2 separate regions of the Homo sapiens genome follow, and region 2 is linked to region 1. The links are chromatin loops, found by intact Hi-C in ENCODE. Cell type or tissue: PC-3. All regions are shown on one strand. Each heading gives the region's core, and the rest is flanking DNA. Links, peaks and the distances in the headings are about the cores only.

Region 1 (10,388 bases), core at 842-8,841:
CTTAATAGTACTCAAGGTTATACTATGGATTGATTAATGTATTGGTGTATTAACCCTTGGATGTAAACAGGGACTTTTTCATCCTCAACACTGAGTCTTCAGGGCTGGAAGACAGACTGGTACAAGTTGGAGTTCAATAAATACTGGTTGAGTAAGTGAATAAGCAAAGCTCCTGGAGAGCAGGGCCACCTCTGCCCCAGTCCAGGGGACACAGTCAGTTCTCAGTAAGCACCAAGAAAGCAGGTGAGGATGGGAAAAGGAGAAGGAAGACAGGGAGAAGAAGAAAAGCACTATTCAGATTTCAACTTGACAATACTTATTTAGTGTTTCTTTGGTGCTAAACAAAGTGACACATATCTCATTTAATTCTCACATCCTGTGAAGTAGGTAATTTTAGCAAGAAAGGAGAAATATAAGGATGGTAGGCAGAAATGTGTTTGCATTAATTCCTTGATGCAGTCTTTACTTACGACAGAAAAAAGGCTATCATTAAAGATATGGACTTTGAATTGCTTATCTTTATGCAACTAAGCCACAAGAATTTTGTGTTTATTTTTTATGATTCAAAAGCATTAATCTTACAAGCTGTATAATTTGTATTTACTTTTGCTATATCTTCAAGATAAAGGATTCATTCTACCATCCACTGCTCCCCCAATCCAGCTTTTAAAAATCCCCCATGTAGTGATTCAGTTCATGGAACACCTGTGAGTTCCCTCTACAAATTGCTGCGTCAGTTTTTCTGCGGAAGGAGTCTTTCTAAGGATGTGTCCAAACTAAAATACCATTTTATAATAGCATTAAAACAGCATTTTAATCACTTGATCATTTTAATCACACAGCTTGCAAGACTCAAAATCTTCATAGTGTCCTCATCTGAAATTTTGGGGGCCCCTAAAACAATTTTTTTTGAAGTTGTCTCTCCTTATTAAAAGAAAGTACTCTTCAGTGGGTTAAGCTCCTCCTCATCTAACAAGGCATAAGCTGGTTGTTCTGTGGTTAAACCTGAGTTTACACAATAAGGATGTGGCTACTACCACAGGGTTGTGCAAAACAGGGGAATCTTACGACGTCTCGGCTTTGGGCAGGGTCCCAGTTTATGTGACAAACCCCAATCCAACGGCTCCCTATACCACTGGGCCAGCTGGCCAACCTGACTGGTCCCTCCAGTCCTCCCTCTGCGTACCAGCAGGACCTCATAAATTCAGGTTGGGGTTAGAATTAGGATTAGCGGTCACCCTCTTGTAGCTCAGACCCACTCGGTGCTGAAGCAGCTCCACGGGCTGCTTTCCAGAAGTGTCGAGGCTCTTAAAGGGCTAGTAATACTCAAATAATAACATGCGCCTAGCCAGAGACATTTAACCCCTGAAAAGTGTCAAGGATAATGGAAATGATAAACCCATGTCACTTCTGAGAGATATTTTGGGGGCTCATTTCTTTCTTTGTGTCCTGATGAAAGGAAAGGCAATTTGCATATTCTGCTGAACCCTGATTCTCAACCACCACAGTGTTCTGGACACTAAGTTGCATAATAGGAAATTTAGGGGAGACGCTTTCCCCTTAGAGCCTTCCTGCTGCATCTGCCACAGTTATCCCTTCAATAAACAGCCCCTCTCCATGTTATTTAAAACTCAGAAGTGCTCTCAACAACTCACTCCTGATCAATTATATGCCTAAGGTGAAGTTGGGCATGAGCAGGTATTTTGTAGTGAAATGAACTACCATTTGTATAACACATTGTATTTATGATACAGCTTCATTCTCAGCCCTGGGCTGGGTATTATTATGACCATTTTTGTTAGCGGGCAAACCCAGGTATAGAGGGGCTGATAACTTGTCCAAGATCATACAAGGAGAAGAGAAAGAAATGGAACTTGAATTCTGATCTTTGGACTTCACATTACAAGCAAGCAAGGCTAATCAAAGCAAGCCTAAACAAACCCAACTGTCACTCGGATGGAGATCCTCTAATGCCAACACCAGACAGAAATACCACATTCTTGCCCAGGAAAATATACTGGGGGTACTTATGGCTAACAGAATTATAGGATGATGACAAATGGGTCCGCTGAAGACAGGGGTAAACACCCAACAAGTTTTGGTAGCCTCAGAGGGCAGTGCATCAGAATGATCTGATAACTGGCTTTCATACAAATGCTCTTAAATCAGCAGGGCAAATGGGATCTGATACTGCATTCTTGTTTCACAAGGCAGTGGGTTAGCTGGAGATTTGGGAAACTCTTACATCAAAAAATGATTAACACAAACATTAAGACCCTCAAGAGATATGATTTAAATACTGGAATATTTTATTTCTCTGAAATGCCTCATCCCCTGATGATCCCTGACAAATCAGATGCTACTATATAGATCTGCTGATCTCTCAGATCTAAGTTTCAGCACAATGTTCAAAGTTGCAGCTTTAAACAATGACAAAAAAATTACAGTTAAACTTCTCACAACCCTATATTGTTTCAGTCTAGGAAATGAAAATAAAGTCTGCTTTTACCCAGTGAGCCTCTAAAATTCCCAAATCCTTGGTAACAGATGAAGTAACTGACATAACTTGCTGCTTTCATGTGCATAAAACATCATTTTATTTTTTTCAGTCTCCCATGCACCAGGTTTTCAGTGAGTACCAAAAAACTAAACATATTTTCCAGAGTAAAATGTAGCATATTCCCAATTCTTAAGGCTCCTCGGAGGATTAAATGCTATTTAATGGACAGGAGAACTTGTTCTGATAAGTTTCTCAGACACTGCAACAGTGTAGGTGGAAGTGGCAGAGAACATGAGGGATGCAGTTGTCCACCACCCCGGGTCACCCTCTCAATCTCCTCCTTTCCTCCAGGAGAGGAGGCTGGCTTTCCAGGTGCCCTGGGCTTGGGCAGAGGAAGCTCTTGTCCCTCCCTGCTCAGTGCCCTGCTCAGCTACCATTCAGGTGAGGCTGCCCTGCTCCTGGGGAGTCAGGCTAAGTCTAACCCACAGAGAGAGAAGCTGTATCTGGACAAGTCTCTAGAGCCTCCTCCCCAGTGACCTTGGCTAGTGACAACCTATTCAGATGGGAACAGAACTATGCTCATTCCACACTTTGAGCTTTTCCCATGGAAATTTGTCATCATCTAACTATAGAATGTCTGTAAATGGAAAACTGAAAATGCCGATAATAAGCCCTCTCTATTGTGACTTGTGTTGGTGTTTGGCCCTCTTAGAGAATGTCTGCTGCTTTATATTAAAAAAAATATGTATATATATATATATATATATATGACAGAAAGGGAAGCCTATTATGTTACCCCCTTTCAAAATTTTTTGATGACTTTCTCCTTTCTACATAATAAAGCCTGGGGTTCTTATTCTAGCATGTACAGCCTGCTGCGAGCTACTTCAAACTACTTTCCCAGTTTTTTCTCTCATCTCATTCCACCCCATCTCCATGCCCATGTCCATTCTAAAAACATGCACATACACACTACACACACACACCACACAGCCTCCATAAACTCCAATGGTTCTACGTTAATTACTTTTTCTCAGGCCCTTTCTGCTCTTCTTTTCTTTCTTTGGGGTGCCCTTTGACCATTTCCCCAAGTTACTCTAATCACTATTCCAACTGCTCCTCCAAGCCAAGCTCAAATGCCTTCTGTTTCCTGAATGTTCCCCCAACCCCCTAGGCTGATTGCCCACCTCACTTTACCTTTTCCGGGGCCTTGCCGTAGAGTTATCTGTGTACACATCTATGATCCTGAAAGTAGGACCCTGTCCACTCAAGTCTGTATTGCCTCGGGCCTATCTGGGGTCTTGCATAAAGTAGATGCTCACTAAATATTAGCTGAACCACAAATCCACCACTCTCAAAGAGAAACTGAGGTCAGGGACCTGGAAAGAAATAAAAATGGCTCTACTTTTTACTCCTCCTGATGATTTCAACACTGACTTTGAAATTTTTCCTCTCCGCTCCGGCTTGCAGGCTGCAACAGGCTTCAGTACCAGTGACCACTGGCTAAAGCCAGGTGGCAGTGAAGATTCAGGCAGTTAGCTGAGTCCTCCAGGCTCCTGGCAAAGTAACTGGAATTGCAGGAGAGCCAGCCGGGAACCCTACAGCCACCTCCCAAATTTGAGGGTGGACATTATGCTAAGCTCCCACCCTTCCGGCCCCCCACCCTGTCCTTACTACTTGCCTCTGGGGTATGCAGTGTCTTCTGCAGACAGGGCACAACTGAGAAACTCTGGGCACGCTATTTCACACCAAAAGCAGAAATTGCTGGTTGTTTGGTCCCAAAGCCATTCTTTACTTCCTTCGTATCAGAAGCCCGGATTTTTAGTGGGGTAAATGACCTCCCACAATAAACACTACATTTCCCAACCTCCCTTGCAACTAGGTCTAGCCATGTGACTAAGTTTTAGCTGATGAGTTATAAGTGAAAGCAATGTATTCGACTTTCAGGAGGTGTTCTTGAAAAAAGCGAGTGCACTCTTTTTTTGTTCCTTCTTCTTGCCTGCTGGCTGGAACATGGAGGGGATTGCGGGAATCAGACCATAAAGTAGAAGCTAAAGGCCGGGCACGGTGGCTCACACTTGTAATCCCAGCACTTTGGGAGGCTGAGGCTGGCAGATCATGAGGTCAGGAGATCAAGACCATCCTAACCAACATGGTGAAATCTCGTCTCTACTAAAAATACAAAAAAATTAACTAGGCATGGTGGTGTGCGCCTGTAGTACTAGCTACTCGGAAGGCTGAGGCAGGAGAATCACTTGAACCTGACAGGCGGAGGTTGTGGTGAGCCGAGATCGTGCCACTGCACGTGCCACGTGCCACTGCAGCCTGGCGACAGAGCACGACCCTGTCTCAAAAAAAGAAAAAAAAAAGGTAGACGCTAAGGCTGAGAGCAACAAGACAAAAAGGGCTCATGTCCTTCCACTACATAAAATTGTATAAGCTCTGAATTGTCTATTGACAAACTTCTTTCATATGAAAGGGAAATATAGTTCTATCCTATTTTAGTCATTATTACTTTAGGTTTTTCTGCCATAGGCATCCAAACCTAAACCAAAAAGAAACATTCCTGAGCTCTGATTTCTTTCTATGAAATTTCCAATGTCATGGAGTTACTCCAAACGTTAAATGAAAAATCTCTTTACAAAGACTCCTAAAATTATAGCTTGACACACAGGTGTGGTGGCTCAATTCCAGCACTTTGGGAGGCCAAAGCGGGTGAATCGCTTGAGCCTAGGAGTTTGAAACCAGCCTGGACAACATGGAAAAACTCTACAAAAAATACAATAATTAGCCAGGCATGGTGGCACACACCTGTGGTTCCAGCTTCTCAGGATGCTGAGGTGGGAGGATCACCTGAGCCTGGGAATTTGAGGCTGCAGTGAGCCAAGACTGCCACTGTACTCCAGCCTGGGTGACACAGTGAGATCTTATCTCAATAAAAAATAAAAGTAAAAATAAATAAATAAATAAAAGACTCGTAAAGTTACAGCTGGACACCTGGGATGTGATTAGTAAATACCTTTTTTCTAACTCTTTTCTTTTCCAGCTCAGGTTTGAGAGATTTTGCTGTGACTTTTCCCAGGGGGCTTTATCATGCGTGTTCTCTCCAAAATTCTCTCCTGGTTCACTATAAGACACAGCATCTGGTGGAGCTGAAATAGCAACAGCTGTTACTCATGGAGAGCTTGCCACACGCTGGACCATACAGTCACTTTACACGGAAGATCTTACCTCATTACTATGACTGTGCAATGTGAGGTGAGCAATACCCTCATTTTGCTGAGGCAGAACCTGAGATTCCAGGGAGTGAAGTACTTTCCCAAGATTACACAGCTCATCAGCAGCAGTGCTGGGATTCAAATCTAGGTCTGGCCAGCCCTGGAATCCATGCCTTTGACCACATTGCTGCCTCTGCTGAAGGGCAGAAGACTTGGGAAAGCAGGAAGATTTCCCTGCTGCTAACCCTGCTTCCACCTCTGCAATCACCCAAACTGACATCAGGACCCTCTTCCAGCCCCTTTCTCCACAGAGGGCAGAGGTGTGTTCATGAATCTGCCCTCCTCAGGCCCTTAAATTTTGTAAGAATTGTTGCAGAAAAATGCTTTCATTCATGGCTGAGTCTGAGACTCTGTCCTCTTTCTAGTGATTTTGATGCCACTGCATAAACATACCTGTGAGATGTGTGGTTTTTGTTTTAAATAATTTGAAATTATTGGAATGTAACAATCAGCATTTGGAAAGTTTTATGTAACGGGATATTAAATTGAAGCTTTCATGAGGCACAAAACACAGTATGTTTGTAATCCCAGACTAAGAAGTCAAATCTCCATGTTTGCTTCAAAGGAAAATTCAGAAAACCTGCTCCATAACTGTTAAATCTTCTCACCACTTAGAGAATAAAAAAGGGCCAAGAGGGCCTGGTGTGGTGGCTCACATCTGTAATCCCAGCAATTTGGGTGGCCAGGGGGGTGGATCACTTGAGGTCAGGAGTTTGAGACCAGCCTGGCCAACATGGCAAAGTCCTATCTCTACTAAAAACACAAAAATTAGCTGGGCATGGTCACACGTGCCAGTAATCCCAGCTACTCGGAAGGCTGAGGCACAAGAATTACCTGAACTCAGGAGGCAGAGGTTGCAGTGAGCTGAGATCAAACCACAGCACTCCAGCCTGCATGATGAAGTGAGACTCTGTCTCAAAAAAACGAAACAAAACAAAAAAAAAACAGTGCCAAGAGGGTGGCAAGGAGAGAGGATTCTATGAGGAGGATTTATGTGGAGAATGCTGTGCTATGGGCCCATCCCCTCTATTCCCTGAGGCAAGGAAGATTGCCTGCTTCCTTGGCCCCCAAAGAGCTTCATATATGACCCCTATAATTGGGGAGAAAGGCCTGACTCCCACCTAGGATCCCACAGGCTGAGAGCTGGACCGACCTGCTGCTTTGGAAGCCGGGTCAGCAGATTGCTGTCTTGGCAGGGCCGGCCAGCACCCCTGGTTTGTTGGGGCAAGGGCTGTGCAGTATTGTAACGATGGACTATAAGGAAAGACACCCTGGCTTGGGTCAACATGGATGTTGTCCTGAGGGCCTCCTGCAGGGGCTGAGAGATCCCCATAGCAAGAAGTTGGAGGTAAATTCTTGGGACTGAAGAAGGAATGCCAGCAACCCTTCAAAACAGAGATGCCCTGACTTGGGTCCGACAGCACTGCCGAAGGCACTACCTGGTGGGGAACCTGAGAATTGCTCATGAAAGTGCCCCAAGAGATGGAGGACAAGAGGCACTAAAAGGTGAGGCCAGCTAATGACAATCCCCACTGAAGTGAGACTTTTCCCCTCTTCCCTCCCCATGGGCCAGCCCCACTTGGGAGAAGCCAATCAGACCACCACCCAGTCCTCCACAGCCAGCAAACAGCCCTCTGCAGGCCCTCTGCAGGCCCTCTGCAGGGTTTGACATCTTATCGGGATCCAAGTATTGATTGCTCTCTTACAGTGGACTTTCTAATTGCTGAATTAAGTCAGTATTTGCTGCTTAAAAACACCCTGGAATTGTCCCTTACCTAAGAGTAAGCAAAACATCTTGGAACCTGCTTAGAGTTCTCGTCCAACATCAGGGAGAGATCACCAATAGTAAACACAACATTAAGGAACATGAAGGCACGGTGGAAGACTGCAAATAAAGACATGTGTTGATGACTTTAGGACTTGCTTGTGCAACATGCTGGCAACTCTTGTTTATATGTAGATTCTTGCACAAACACAGCTGCATGGCAGTAAATCAGGAGGGTCTCCGGTGTCACATCAGAGGGAGCCACTTGATGACAGGAGGAATGTGCCTGTCTGAGTCAGGAGAGGACGTATATCCTCTGCAAAGGGAGAGGCCCCTCTTTTGTCCATTTTTCCTTTGGGCCAAGTTTGTTCCAAGCCACAAGGAGGTCTGGCAAGGAGCCTCTGTGGCCGCTGGAGGCTACACCCAGGCTCCTTCAGAAGCAGACCTGGGGCGGGGCACAGTGGCTCACACCTGTAATCCCAGCACTTTGGGAGGCAGAGGTGGGTGGATCACTTGAGATCAGTAGTTTGAGACCAGCCTGGCCAACATGGTCAAACCCCATCTCTACCCAAAATATAAAAAATTAGCCAGGCATGGTGGCACTCACCTGTAATCCCAGCTACTTGGAGGCAGGAGAATCGCTTGAACCCGGAAGGCAGAGGTTGCAGGGCAGCACTGCACTCCAGCCTGGGCAACACAGTGAAACTCTGTCTCAAAAAAAAAAAAAAAAAAAAAGAAGCAGACCTGGACCAATAATCCTGAAGTCACTGACATAATAGTCCTGAGAGCATTTGAGGTTATGACCCGGGAACTTCAAAGTGTTCACCGAGGTCCCTCCTGTAGCACTTACCAGAGTTTCCTCCCTTGGAGGACTGTGTATTCCTTCTTTCTCTGTCGGGGATAAATCCATCGTTTCCTTGGAGAGAGGAACCCTATGCCTCTGAATTGCATTCAGGGAAGGGTCATAAAAGGAATCACTGTTCTTCCCAAATGCCTTGGCTTGTAGCTGTCTCATTGCCTCTGTTCTACATGAAACGCTTCCATCTGGGCTGCCACTATGACTGCCACCACCAGGTAGCCCCTGGGGCTCATTTGGACAGGGCATCTGGACAGGTGCGAGCAACATGTTTATCTCACCTGAAACAGAGTATCTTCTAAATGTTAGGTTAAAATAAAACAGAAATAAACTGGGAGAAAACAATCTACCCACGGAAGGAGGTGCAGAGCACAGGGCTGCTATTTGGGAATGACCAGCCTCTGGCCATACATTGACTGCACTGCAGACACAGCTCCTGGACCTGGCTCCTCACTGTATTTCAATAATCCTGAAGGACCACACCCCAAGCCTAGTTTTTAGTCCAGCAGGACAGAGTTTGGGAAAGGAGGAAGGAGTCCATGCCCCTCCCAGTTTAGATAATAGAGTTGCTTGCATACTCTTCTGGGAAGGCAGTATTTTCAAAGTGGAAAAAAGACTCTAACTGAGATGTCCATCCACAAGAGAGTCTTTCAGTCTCTCTCATCATTTTAAGTGACTCTGTTTATTCATTCAATAGACATCTACCAAGCACCTGCTGGCCAGGCTGGGTTAGGCACTGTAGGTCTGGAAATAAATAAGGTACAGCTTTTGCCTCTAAGGCAGTGGTCCCCAACCTTTTTTGGCACCAGGGACTGGTTTTGTGAAAGACAATTTTCCAAATTTTTTCACAGATAGCAAGGTGGGATGGGGGGATGTTTCGGGATGAAAACTGTTCCACCTCAGATCATCACGCGTGAGATTCTCACAAGGAGCGCACAACCCAGATCCCTCGCATGCGCAGTTCACAGTAGGGTTCGCTTCTGTGAGAATCTACTGCCGCTGTTGATTTGACAGGAGGCGGAGCTCAGGTGGTAATGCTTGCTGTCTTGCCCGCCACTCACCCCCCCGCTGTGTGTCCCAGTTCCTAACAGGCCACGGACCGGACCCCTGCACTAAGTTGCTCGCAATCTAATGGGCCAGACAGTTGTGTACAGAGAAGGCCTGAAGGAGAATGTAGCACATTGGGCTCCCCAGAAAACTGTCTCTGAGACAGAGTTGGGCATCCAGACTGCCCTTGGGTTCAACACCTGTGGAACGAAGAAGGAGGAAGCAGCGTGGGCAGAAATGCTAAGCTGTGATACAGGCTTGATGAAGGCGACCCCACAGGGAGCTCTGTCCCTTCAGAGTTGTGCTGGGTTAGATAGAGATAGCCTTCACATGCTACACTGATTCATCACTGGATGTGGGCCACCAGACAGGGGCCTGACATGGGCAGCTGCGGGCATCCTTGAGGAGCTGACAGCCAAAGGTCATCTACCAACAGCACTTCTAGCAACGGGGGCAACAAGTTCTGCAATGAAGGAGGATTCGGGAAGTGCAGTGCAGGGCCCACCTGCCAGGCGAATCGCCCTAGGGAAGGAGGAGGAGCAATCAGCTGCTGGGAAGACTCATGAAGGCTCTACTGGGAAGCATCTTAGAGGATGAGAAGAGCTTTCCAGGCAGGAAAAGGCAGAAGTAAATTTGAGCTAAGGTGCATATGGACTACCGTCGCCTGGTGGGCGAAGAATGGCATCCTGAGGGGCGAGTAAAAGAACACAATTCCTTCCTCACCCCGCCATACTTTGGCTGCACTCCAGACACAGCAGTGTCCACCATGAAGACTTGACTCCATCCCCTTTCCTGAAGCCAGGAAGCCTCGGCATGTTCCCGAAATACTTGATGAGCATAACAGTGTGGATAAACATTTAGTAAGCTGCTGTGGCCAGAAAGAAATCCAATCATGATCAGCTGGAGAGGAACCCAATAGGATTTTTAAATTGGCAAATATTT
Region 2 (10,388 bases), core at 712-8,711, 55 kb before region 1:
TACAAAGCTTGTAAGCCATGAATGATATCTAGAGATATGTGTTATGTCTGGATCTGGCCACTGCTTAGGACAACTTCGTGCATGTAAGTTTGGCCTTTTGCTAATTTGTTATCAGTTCATGATAGCTGGCAAGCAAAATTGGCAATATTTGATCACTTGGCTTAGTAATACTATTTTCTTTCCATTTCAAATATTATCTCTTTTTGTCTCACATTCTTTTCAACACTTGATAGCAGCAGCTCACGCTGCTGATGCAACACAGGTGAAGAGCACCTTCCCCTCCCCCACCTGTGGGCTGATTCCCACCACGTGGATCCCAAGGCCATCCCAGGAACTCTTTGGAGGGGAGAAGCCCAGTGGAAACTGTCAGGCCTCTGAGCACAAGCCAAGCCATCGCATCCCCTGTGACTTGCACGTATATGCCCAGATGGCCTGAAGTAACTGAAGAATCACAAAAGAAGTGAAAAGGCCCTGCCCCACCTTAACTGATGACATTCCACCATTGTGATTTGTTCCTGCCCCACCTTCACTGAGTGATTAACCCTGTGAATTTCCTTCTCCTGGCTCAGAAGCTCCCCCACTGAGCACCTTGTGACCCCCGCCCCTGCCCACCAGAGAACAACCCCCTTTGACTGTAATTTTCCATTACCTTCCCAAATCCTATAAAACGGCCCCACCCCTATCTCCCTTCGCTGACTCTCTTTTCGGACTCAGCCCGCCTGCACCCAGGTGAAATAAACAGCCATGTTGCTCACACAAAGCCTGTTTGGTGGTCTCTTCACACGGACGCGCATGAAAGAAACTTTTTCAGATGTGTGGTGATGTAAGAAATACTAGGAAAAGGGTTTTGGTAGAACAGGCATAGCAACAAGGTTATTAATGTTGCAAATTGGCATACATTTTAATCAATGACATCAAATTTAGCCACAATTAGAGAAAGTTTTTTTTAATCACAATTTTATTAAGAGGTTGGAGGTATATTCTCACAAGTTAAAGAATGTGGTCTCCAAATATCATTTTAAGAACTGTACTTTAAAGAAATGTTAGCATTCCCTTAATTAAGAAATGCATGGAATATATGTATGATGGGGGGGCGTATGTGGGTGTGTGTGTGGGTGTGTGTGTGTTGTTTAAATCTTTCTCACTCTGGGCGAGGCAAGTTTTCAAAGGCTGGGCTGTCTCTGGGTAGAATCATGCCATAAGTTGCTTTCTGCCTTGCCCCCTCCCCACCATTCAACAAAAGTCCTTGTGGACCTCCCATCAGCTCCCTTCTTCCTTTCCATTCCCTCTCCAGGCCCCATGCCAGCCCTCAGAGTTGTCCACCATAAAACATTCCTCTTGGGGCCTCAGCTGGAAATGGCATGTCTCCTTTGAAGTGATTAGGTCCCAGAATGTTAGGATCAGAAAAGACTTGAGGTTGGGCATGGTGGCTCATGCCTGTAATCCCAGCACTTTGGGAGGCCAGAGGGGGTGGATCACCTGAGGTCAGGAGTTCAAGACCAGCCTGGTCAGCCTGGTGAAGCCCCATCTCTACTAAAAATACAAAAATTAGCCGGGCCTGGTGGCGGGCATCGGTAATCCCAGCTACTTGGGAGGCTGAAGCAGGACAATCGCTTGAACGGGGAGGCGGAGTTTGCAGTGAGCTGAGATTGTGCCATTGCACTCCAGCCTAGGTGACAGAGCGAGACTCCATCTCCAAAAAAAAAAAAAGACTTGTGTAGATCCCACGAGCAAACACTTCTCGTGTTCAAAGTAAAGGGCTCAAGGACCAAAGACCTCGATCTTCTGGGGTGACATGTCAGGGCAGACTCTGAGAATCATGTCTGGGGGTCTCTAATGCTTTCCTAGGGCCCAGAAGAGCAACCCATGTGGACAACGCTGATAAAAGGAATCGGTCCTTGAGGTCCCGGCACCATCCTACTCTTTGCCTTGTCTCTTTCCTCCAGACTGGCCCTAAGTGCCTCTTCCAATCCACCCCTCTGAATGGGGCAGGGTGGGCCTACTCACTGAAACGTGGCTGTGCCAGAAGAGTTTTCCAGATTCAGACTGATGCAGGGGTGGGTGAATACTCTGACTTGCAGAAGATTGCCTGGGCTTGAGTCCTGATTGTCAAGAACAAATCCACATTATCATGAACACTTATTGGACCGGGCATGGTGGCTCACACCTGTAATCCCAGCACTTTGGGAGGCTAAGACAGGAGGATTGCTTGAGGTTAGTAGTTTGAAACCAGCCTGGGCAACACAGGGAGAACAAGTCTCTGCAAAAAATAAAATTAGCTGGGTGTGGTGGTTCATGCCTTTAGTCCAGGCCACTCAGGAGGCTGAGGCAGGAGGATTGCTTAAGCCCAGGAGTTTGAGGCTGCAGAGAGCTTTGATTGTGCCACTGCACTCCAGCCTGGGCAACAGGCAAGACCTTGTCTATTAAAAAATTATTTTTTTAAAAGGACATCTATTACAACCCCTTTAATTGTCAACCTGTGAGTTACTGGAAACTTACTATTTTAGGGAGACAAAAGGCTAAAAAGACAGTTGTTAATTCTCAGCACAATTCAGAATTTTTTGGTAGACATATCATTCTTTTCTTCCCTGATCCATACACATGTATCATTCACAACCTGAACCCTTCAATGGAGTCTCCTTGTTCCTAAGATAAATTCCAGCCCTATAAAGGCCCTCAAGATGGAGCCTTGCTGACCATTCTGGCCTCATTTTGTACCACTGACCCCTCTTTCTGTGTGCCTCAGCCCTCTTGTCTTCTTCCTAGGAGAGGCTTTTCCTCATCCCTCAGTCCTAGTCAAGCCCCCCATCCCCACCCCAGTTGCACACTCCCTTAGCAACTTGGCAACTTCTGAAGGATTTATACAATTGTAATTAAGCAATTAGTTGAGTAACTGGTTGAGCATTCACTCCATATTCCTGAATGACCACTCACAGAGATCATGGATTATCTCTGTCTTGTCCCCCAAGAGCTTATGACTGTACCTTGCATGTATAATGGGTACATAATATTGGTTGAATGAAGAATGGGGATCATGGTGGGGCTGCATGTCTGGCAACCACACTGAATACAGGGGTGGGGTCTGGCCCAGCTGACTAGCGATGGGAGCTGGAGGGACGCAGCCTGGGTGGCTTATGAGAGCAGCCAGTGAACAGGCTGCCAGGCCAACCGGGGAGAGGGAGGCTAAACCTGGAGCATCTCATGAATAGGCCTAGGATATCCCTGCTGCCTGGGCCCCTCCCGGGATGACCACAGAGAGGACTCTGGAATTTGGCTTTCTGGCTCCATGTTTTTCTGAGCAACACAAGATTTGGATGAAAACCAGTTTAGGAGAAAACACAACATTATTTTATTCCTTGAAGGTCTGGGAAATCCTCTTGAGGAACAAGACAATTTGGGGTGGTCAAACTCATTCTCCACACCACATGGCCCAGAAGGGACCCTGGTCACCCATGGGCATTAGGGTATTTCTGGCTCCAGTTGAAAGAACTTTGCTGGCTTTGGAGTCAGGAAAACAGGTTCAAATCTGTTTTTCCACTTGTTAGCTGTGTGAACTCTGGCAAATGACGTAATCTCTCCTTGAGCTTTAATATTTGCTCTTATAAAATTGGGTATAATTACTAGGTTAATACAGGAATTAACAGATCATAAGTAAAGTGCCTGACCTAGAGGAGGCACTATATGTAAACAATCATTAAAATTACTGATGGTTTTATTACTATGTTAGCTTCTGGAGGGACTTTGGCTTTGATTCCTGTAACTTTTGACTTCTTTTAATGGGGATTGAATAAAAACCCATTGTGAATAGGTGTTAAAGCTGCTAGAAAGTTTGATTTCTCAGATAATAGAAATCTTCCTTTTAACAGCCTTTTATTCCTATTCAATGCAATTGCAACTCTGATCCAGAAACTTTATGGTTAGGATTACCTCTAGCAATTAATGTTCTCTCCAATGAGTGGGAAGGGAGGTCACCTCCACTCTGCTGTCCCAGAGATGACAGGAAATGCTGCACTGAGGTGTTGAGCCCAATTACTAGGTACTGTTAGGAAGAACACACAAAGAGGTGCACATTCCTGAGTGATGAGTGTGGGGCATTTTGTTTATCCACTCCTTACAAGGAATAAGTTATCGCTGGTTCTGCAGAAGGTCACTGTTATTTCTCTCTCCCCAAGTGGCTGTAATCAGCTTTTTCCTCAGAGGGATGGAACCATGATTAAACAGGGTAAATATACCAGCACTTAACATACCCAGCTATGAGGATATTGATAGACCCTTGGAACAGAGCTGGAGTTTTTGTCTAATCCTACCGACTCTCAGAAGACAAGCCTCCCTTGAACCCCAGAGGCAAGGCAGCCTGGGAGCCAGTCACAAAAGTTGGCCTGGTAGGAAGAGCTGGAGTTGTTTTTTACCCCGCCACAGGCCATTTGTTCCTTTCTTCCCTTTTCCTTCACTGATAGCCCTTGAGCACCGTGGTGTTGTGCAGGTGGTCCTGCAAGGAGCAGGGGACCCAGAAAGTGAGGGGTGATGCCTTTCCTCCTCTCAGAACGATCAGCCCTTTACACTCAAAGGAGCATGTAGATCTCAAGGCCACCCCTGGGATCTCTAAAGCTCAAGCCTCACCTCTGTGCTGAAGCCCTTGTCCTGTCCACCTCCTGTCCTTGGGACTCCCACTGCACCAGCTTGCACTCCATGCACAGTCTGATGCTTGCTTTTCTATGGTCTTTTGTGGTTTGTGATGCGTTCATGGGTGTTGGTCTGGCCTCCTCACCAAGACCACATCCTCACAGGCAGGTACTATGGCTTCCACTTCATGTGTGACCCTGCAGGGCTCAGCCCAAGTGCAAAAGTGCGGAGCATTAAAGGGGTGCTCGTTGAAAGCTGATTGATGGATTGATGGAAAGTGGGTTAGGTTTGTTTGGTTTTTGTTTTTTTGAGACAGAGTCTTGCTCTGTTGCCCAGGCCAGAGTGCAGTGGTGCCATCTCGGCTCACTGCAACCTCCACCTCCCGGGTTGAAGCAATTCTCCTGCCTCAGCCTCCTGAATAGCTGGGATTACAGACACATGCCACCAAGCCCAGCTAATTTTTGTATTTTTTTTTTTGAGGCGGAGTCTTGCTCTGTTGCCCAGGCTGGAGTGCAATGGTGCTGTCTCGGCTCACTGCAAGCTCCGCCTCCCGGGTTCACACCATTCTCCTGCCTCAGCCTCCCAAGTAGCTAGGACTACAGGCACCCGCCACCATGCCCGGCTAATTTTTTGTATTTTTTAGTAGAGACAGGGTTTCACCGTGTTAGCCAGGATGGTCTCGCTGTCCTGACCTCGTGATCCACCCACCTCAGCCTCCCAAAGTGCTGGGATTACAGGCATGAGCCACTGTGCCCAGCCGGATTAAGTTTTATAAGACCAAAAAGCCTGGATGATCACCTCCTTCACATAGTCTGTTAAGAACAAGCCCTATGGAATACTATTCAGCCATAAAAAAGAATGAAATCCTGTCATTCCCAGCAACATGGATGGAGCTACAGGACATTACGTTAAGTCAAGTAAGCCAGGACCAGAAAGTTGAACACCACATGTTTATTCATATGTGGAAGCTTAATAAATAAATAAAGCTATCTCAAAGAAGTAAAAAGTAGAACAGCATATACTAGAGGCTGGAAAAGGTAGGGGGAAAAGAGGGATGGGGAGACATTTGTTAAAAGGTACAAAATTATAGCTAGCTAGGAGGAATAAGTTTTGGTGTTCAATACCACTGTAGGATGACCTAGCTAACAATACACATTATATAGCTTCAAATAGCTAGAAGGAGGATATTGAATGGTCCCAACACAAAGAAATGATAAATGTTTGAGATATGGACATGCTGATTACCCTGATCTGTCACCATTTATTATATGTATAGAAGCATCACTACATACTCTGTGAATATGTACAGTTGTTATTTGTTAATTAAAAAATAAATAAAATAAAAGTTAAACCAACGAAACGAAACCAAACCAAAAGAGCGAGCCAGAGGTAGAGAGCTGGTCTAAAGGCACCTATGTCTCTTCCACGCAACACTAGCCCCTAATTGTCCATAGAGCTGACCAGACACAAGAATTCCACTCTGGATTTTTCTTGCAGATGACCATTTAAAAAATCCATTTTCCATGTCCTCCTCCAGGCTCATGGGAGCCCATCGTTACACGGTACTTCCTGGGCTCCATAGTGTGCCCAGCACGGCACTTAGAACTCAGTGCAAAGGAGCAGGGCTGCCACCTTGCCCCAAGGACATTCTGTGTCATCCAGGGGTGAAAATATACACTGAGAGGCACCTCCTTGCCATCCCCACATCCCTCTTTCTTCTATCCCTCAGGCCTTTGTAAACCTTTTATCATCTATTCAATTTCCTGCTATTGCTTTCCAGAGCCCAGGAATGAGGACCAACTTCCCAATCTCCCCTTTCTGGTTCTCTGACATCTTTCACAGACCCCCTTGTCTTTTTGGCTTTCATTGTTAATTGCCATAGGAGCAAATAAGAACAGGCATGGGAAAGTTGCAAAGGTTCCCAAAGATTTACTTTTCTCCCCTGCTGATGGAAGTTGAGTTGGTACAAATTTTCTGGACAGCAAATTTCCACTACTGCCTTAATAGCTCATAGACTGTAGCTCTTCCCCCTCCTTCAGGTCCTTCACGACCCACCGACCCACCGGAAAAGGGCAGAACCAGCATTGGGCGGAGTCAGGGAAGTGCCCCCACCTTGCCCAAGGGGCGCTCTCCTAGCAGGTCTTGCACAGGCCTGAGAGGGCTGCCCAGTGGATGCCAGGACTGGGCTGAACAGCTGCAGTAACCTGAGGCACTGATGTTTAGGAACTACAGCATCTGAAACCCCAATGTTAAAAATGGGAATTTTCTAATATTATTGAGGATCATTTCATTGATGGTCTTAGAGAAAGGATCTCTACTTTGACTGGTAAGAACATGAAGGAGCTTAAGAAATTTCCAAGACAGTTGGCTGCTTACGTAACTAGAACAATTGGAGAAGCTAGGAAATGCCCACATAAACTACGTAAGGGCACCTATTGCAGAAAGAAAGTTCATCATTTTTTTCCAAATCTCAAATCTTTCCTATGGAAAGGAACATTCCTCTTCAAGTGGGGGCTGTGGGCATGACAAGTAAAGAAAATGAACTGGCTTGTGCAGGCCACCTGCCAGAAAAATTACACCATGATAGTTAAATATATCTGGTTAACTCCAGTGATTCTGATTTTTTAGACAGCCTATTATCAAAATATGGCGGGCTTTCCCTAAGGTTTCGCAGGACCATGAAACAGTTGCACAAGTTCTGCTGAACATGAATTTGAGATTGAAAGTAGCTTTAATTTTTTGCAGAAAAAGATGTGTGAGTGAATTTGTACCTTATTTGGTGAGGATAGGAGATCTTGGAGTTTGGTGGATTGCCTTCTCGTGCTCACCAATAGTTTACAGGAAGAAAAGCAATACACCTTACATGGCTGCTGTATAGATTTGGTACCACTAGCAAAGTCACTACTTAAAAGCAAATTTGAAGAAAATATGTAATAATTGGTTTAAACTGGATTCAATCAGTCATTAAAATGTGGTGGTCAGGATTATAATCAAACAAATTATAATAATGGAAATATTCAGATTTTAAAACAATGAAGTGTATTGTGGGAACAGGGAAGCCATCTGGGAAATACTGCTATTATAGCCAAGGATATAAACACTCATTTGTAACAGTGGCATTGAGAGATTACAGCTACTAAAGAGTGTTTTGTTATTCAAAGCATCTCTTGACTATATGACTTCCAAGAAAATGTCTCGTCAGAATTGTGAACTATCGGAGAAATCAAAACCACTTTTGTCTTTAAAAAGCCACATAATGAACCCACTAATGAAATTCTAACAATATACTTCATACTGAAGTAGAAAAATACCCAAAAGGAACAGCTTCAACTTCAATTAGGTGGAAGGATACTACAAAGATACTTGAACTTTGGTGCATTTGGGATTTATGTGGTTATTTGGTAACATTGTTTAGGAACTACTGGGTCTTAATGCAGTCCTGCATATTACATAAGCGTATAATTTATACTATATGAAAAAATAAGACAAGGACTTATTACTAGGAACCATAAAGACCAATCTTAGTTAATTTTTTAAAGATTATATTCTATAAGAAAATGTGTGCAGCCATTCTCTTATGTTGAAAAGGCTTTGAAAGTTTAAAAAATTATGGCAAATAACCAATATTAAAATTGTTTTTCTCACAATGAGATATTGTGCATGCAAAAAGCCTTAAATGTTAATAAGCTGATGTGTTATGATACCAATATCTGTAAAATATTTGCTTGATGATAATCCTGACCACCACATTAAAAAAAAATTTAAAACCATCATGCTTCTGCATGTTCAAAGGTAAATCAGAGGAATTAAATCAGAGGTTTATATTCATGAAGAATGTTGTCACTGAAATGTTTTTCACATCATTTTCACAACTTGAGAATATTTTTATCATCTGATTTTTTTTTTGGCCAGGGTCATTATGTTATGTAGGCATGTGTTATCTCTAAATAAAAGGAAAGAATTAATATGTATTTTTACGAATGCTCAACTAGAAATGTCTATGGAGTTGGCTAATTTATACACATTTAATTAGATATAGATTTCTAATATTTTCAGTTCTGTATAATTTAAGCTTTCTTTATTTAAGTAAACTTATTACTCTTTTTTAAAAAGTTCATGTGCTTTGATCAGTCGATTCATCTGCAAAATTAGGAATAAAAAGAAAAATATGAAATAATCAGAAACACAAAGAATTGTATACAATGAAATTAAGACAGAAAATATTATTATTTTGAAACTGTTGAATATGATGTTTTTAAGAATTTTTAATTATATAAGAAAATGCTCAAAATATAATGTTAGGTGAAAAAAGAAAACAGCACACATTCTCAACCACAAAATTATATGTGTGTGACTATATAGAAGTATGTGTGCATCTGTGTGGATGTTATGAAATTAAAGCATATCAAAATGTTAATAGTGATTCTTTTTGAGTGTTGGGAACACAGACAATTTTTATTTTCTTTTTTATGGTTTTCTGTGTTTTCCAAAACATCTACCATCATAGTTTTCCACATGCTCAGGAAAAAACCTCATGTGAAAAGAGAAACACATGTTTAGAAAAGTTCCTTACATAATAATTGCTAGCAAGAAACAGAGTGATTACTATATCCAGGGGCTTTATAAAGGTATCTTGTGTGGTCTTCACAGCAGCACTGGGAGGTGGGTGTTAGTGCCCCTGTTTTCAAGACCTAGAAGAGTCCCAGGCTCAGGGAGATTAAGTATGTTGTCCAAAGTCAAACAGCTTTTGTGTCTGGGCCAGGATTTGATGCCACACCTGTCTGATCAGAGGTGGAATTATGGACGTTCTCGGGTACAACCTGCTCCACATTTCCTTGCCAAGCGTAGAGCTCACTCAGCAGCCTTCATCCCAGGGAAGGTGTGAGCAGCAAATGAGAGTACATAGGTTCATTTAGTGTGTCTACGGTGTTTTTAAACTATGACATGTTGGATTTCAGCACCCAGACAGGGACCCTTAAAAGACCCCTGTAGAGTCCCACCTCATTTTAATGAGAAGTCAGTCTCGGAGTTGAAGAAAATCTTTTATTTATTAGAAGTTGCCTACGCTAAAATGAGTTCTCTGTGTGGGTGGAAATTTGCTTGGTTAGAAATTGAATTCTTGATTTGCATCCAATCTTTTCTAATAATCCATTTAAGGAAAGGGAAGTACTCGCACACGGGATGGATTTATAAAGTCTTGAGAAACCTGTAACTCTCTGAGTTTATCTAACAAATAGGCCTGTCCCTGACTCAGCCTGCTCAGGTCAGGAGGCTTGCGGAAATGCGCCAGCTGCCTAAACAGATACGAAAGCTCTTATTTCATCACCAAAACATCTTCTGTAAGGCGGTGTTGAGCTCCGACACGAAAACCAACTTGGATAAGATCCTCAGGGTACAAAGCTGATTGGAGTGACTGCTGCTCTATTAAGCATATCAGATCTCACCCATGACCCCCTCCCTCCTAGCCTTGCTGTCACCACCCGCCCCCTCCCCACCCCACCCCTCCAAAAAACCAATCTGTGGCTGGGACTGAAGTCTCTTTGATGAGGATGAAGTTTTTCATTGATGATTGGAGAGACAGCCTAAATGAATATAGTGCCCAATGATATGATTTAAATTCCTACCAAGGTGTCACCTGTCCAACCCTTTCCTGAAAGCAGAGTGGGAATGAAAGGGGAGAACATCAGGTGGGGAGTTTGTGACCTGGAGGAGAGCAAAGGACCCAGAATGGACAAGTCCCTTGTCAACACAGAGCACTTTCCATC

Evidence for each region. Peaks named below come from ENCODE experiments on the same cell type or tissue, not always from the same donor. Only the 100,000 strongest peaks of a DNase experiment are listed, where the experiment ranks them.
Region 2: a loop joins it to region 1, with 2.3 times the contacts of the local background. A loop is called at or near these places in 5 of 110 quality-filtered maps.

The regions. Positions count from the first base shown.
Region 1 is chr1:94,593,268-94,603,655 of GRCh38, reverse strand. All of the region lies in intron 1 of LOC105378861 (a long non-coding RNA gene), which reads right to left. Among named protein-coding and RNA genes, the nearest start is that of MIR12133, 55 kb to the right of the region's middle. In PC-3, for the core only: a CTCF peak has its summit at 3,979; DNase peaks (open chromatin) are centred at 1,055 and 5,745; H3K4me3 peaks cover 855 bases; H3K27ac peaks cover 824 bases.
Region 2 is chr1:94,647,901-94,658,288 of GRCh38, reverse strand. All of the region lies in intron 3 of SLC44A3-AS1 (SLC44A3 antisense RNA 1), which reads left to right. It also overlaps the pseudogene KATNBL1P2. Among named protein-coding and RNA genes, the nearest start is that of MIR378G, 93 kb to the left of the region's middle. In PC-3, for the core only: no CTCF peak of the experiment used is centred there; a DNase peak (open chromatin) is centred at 4,088.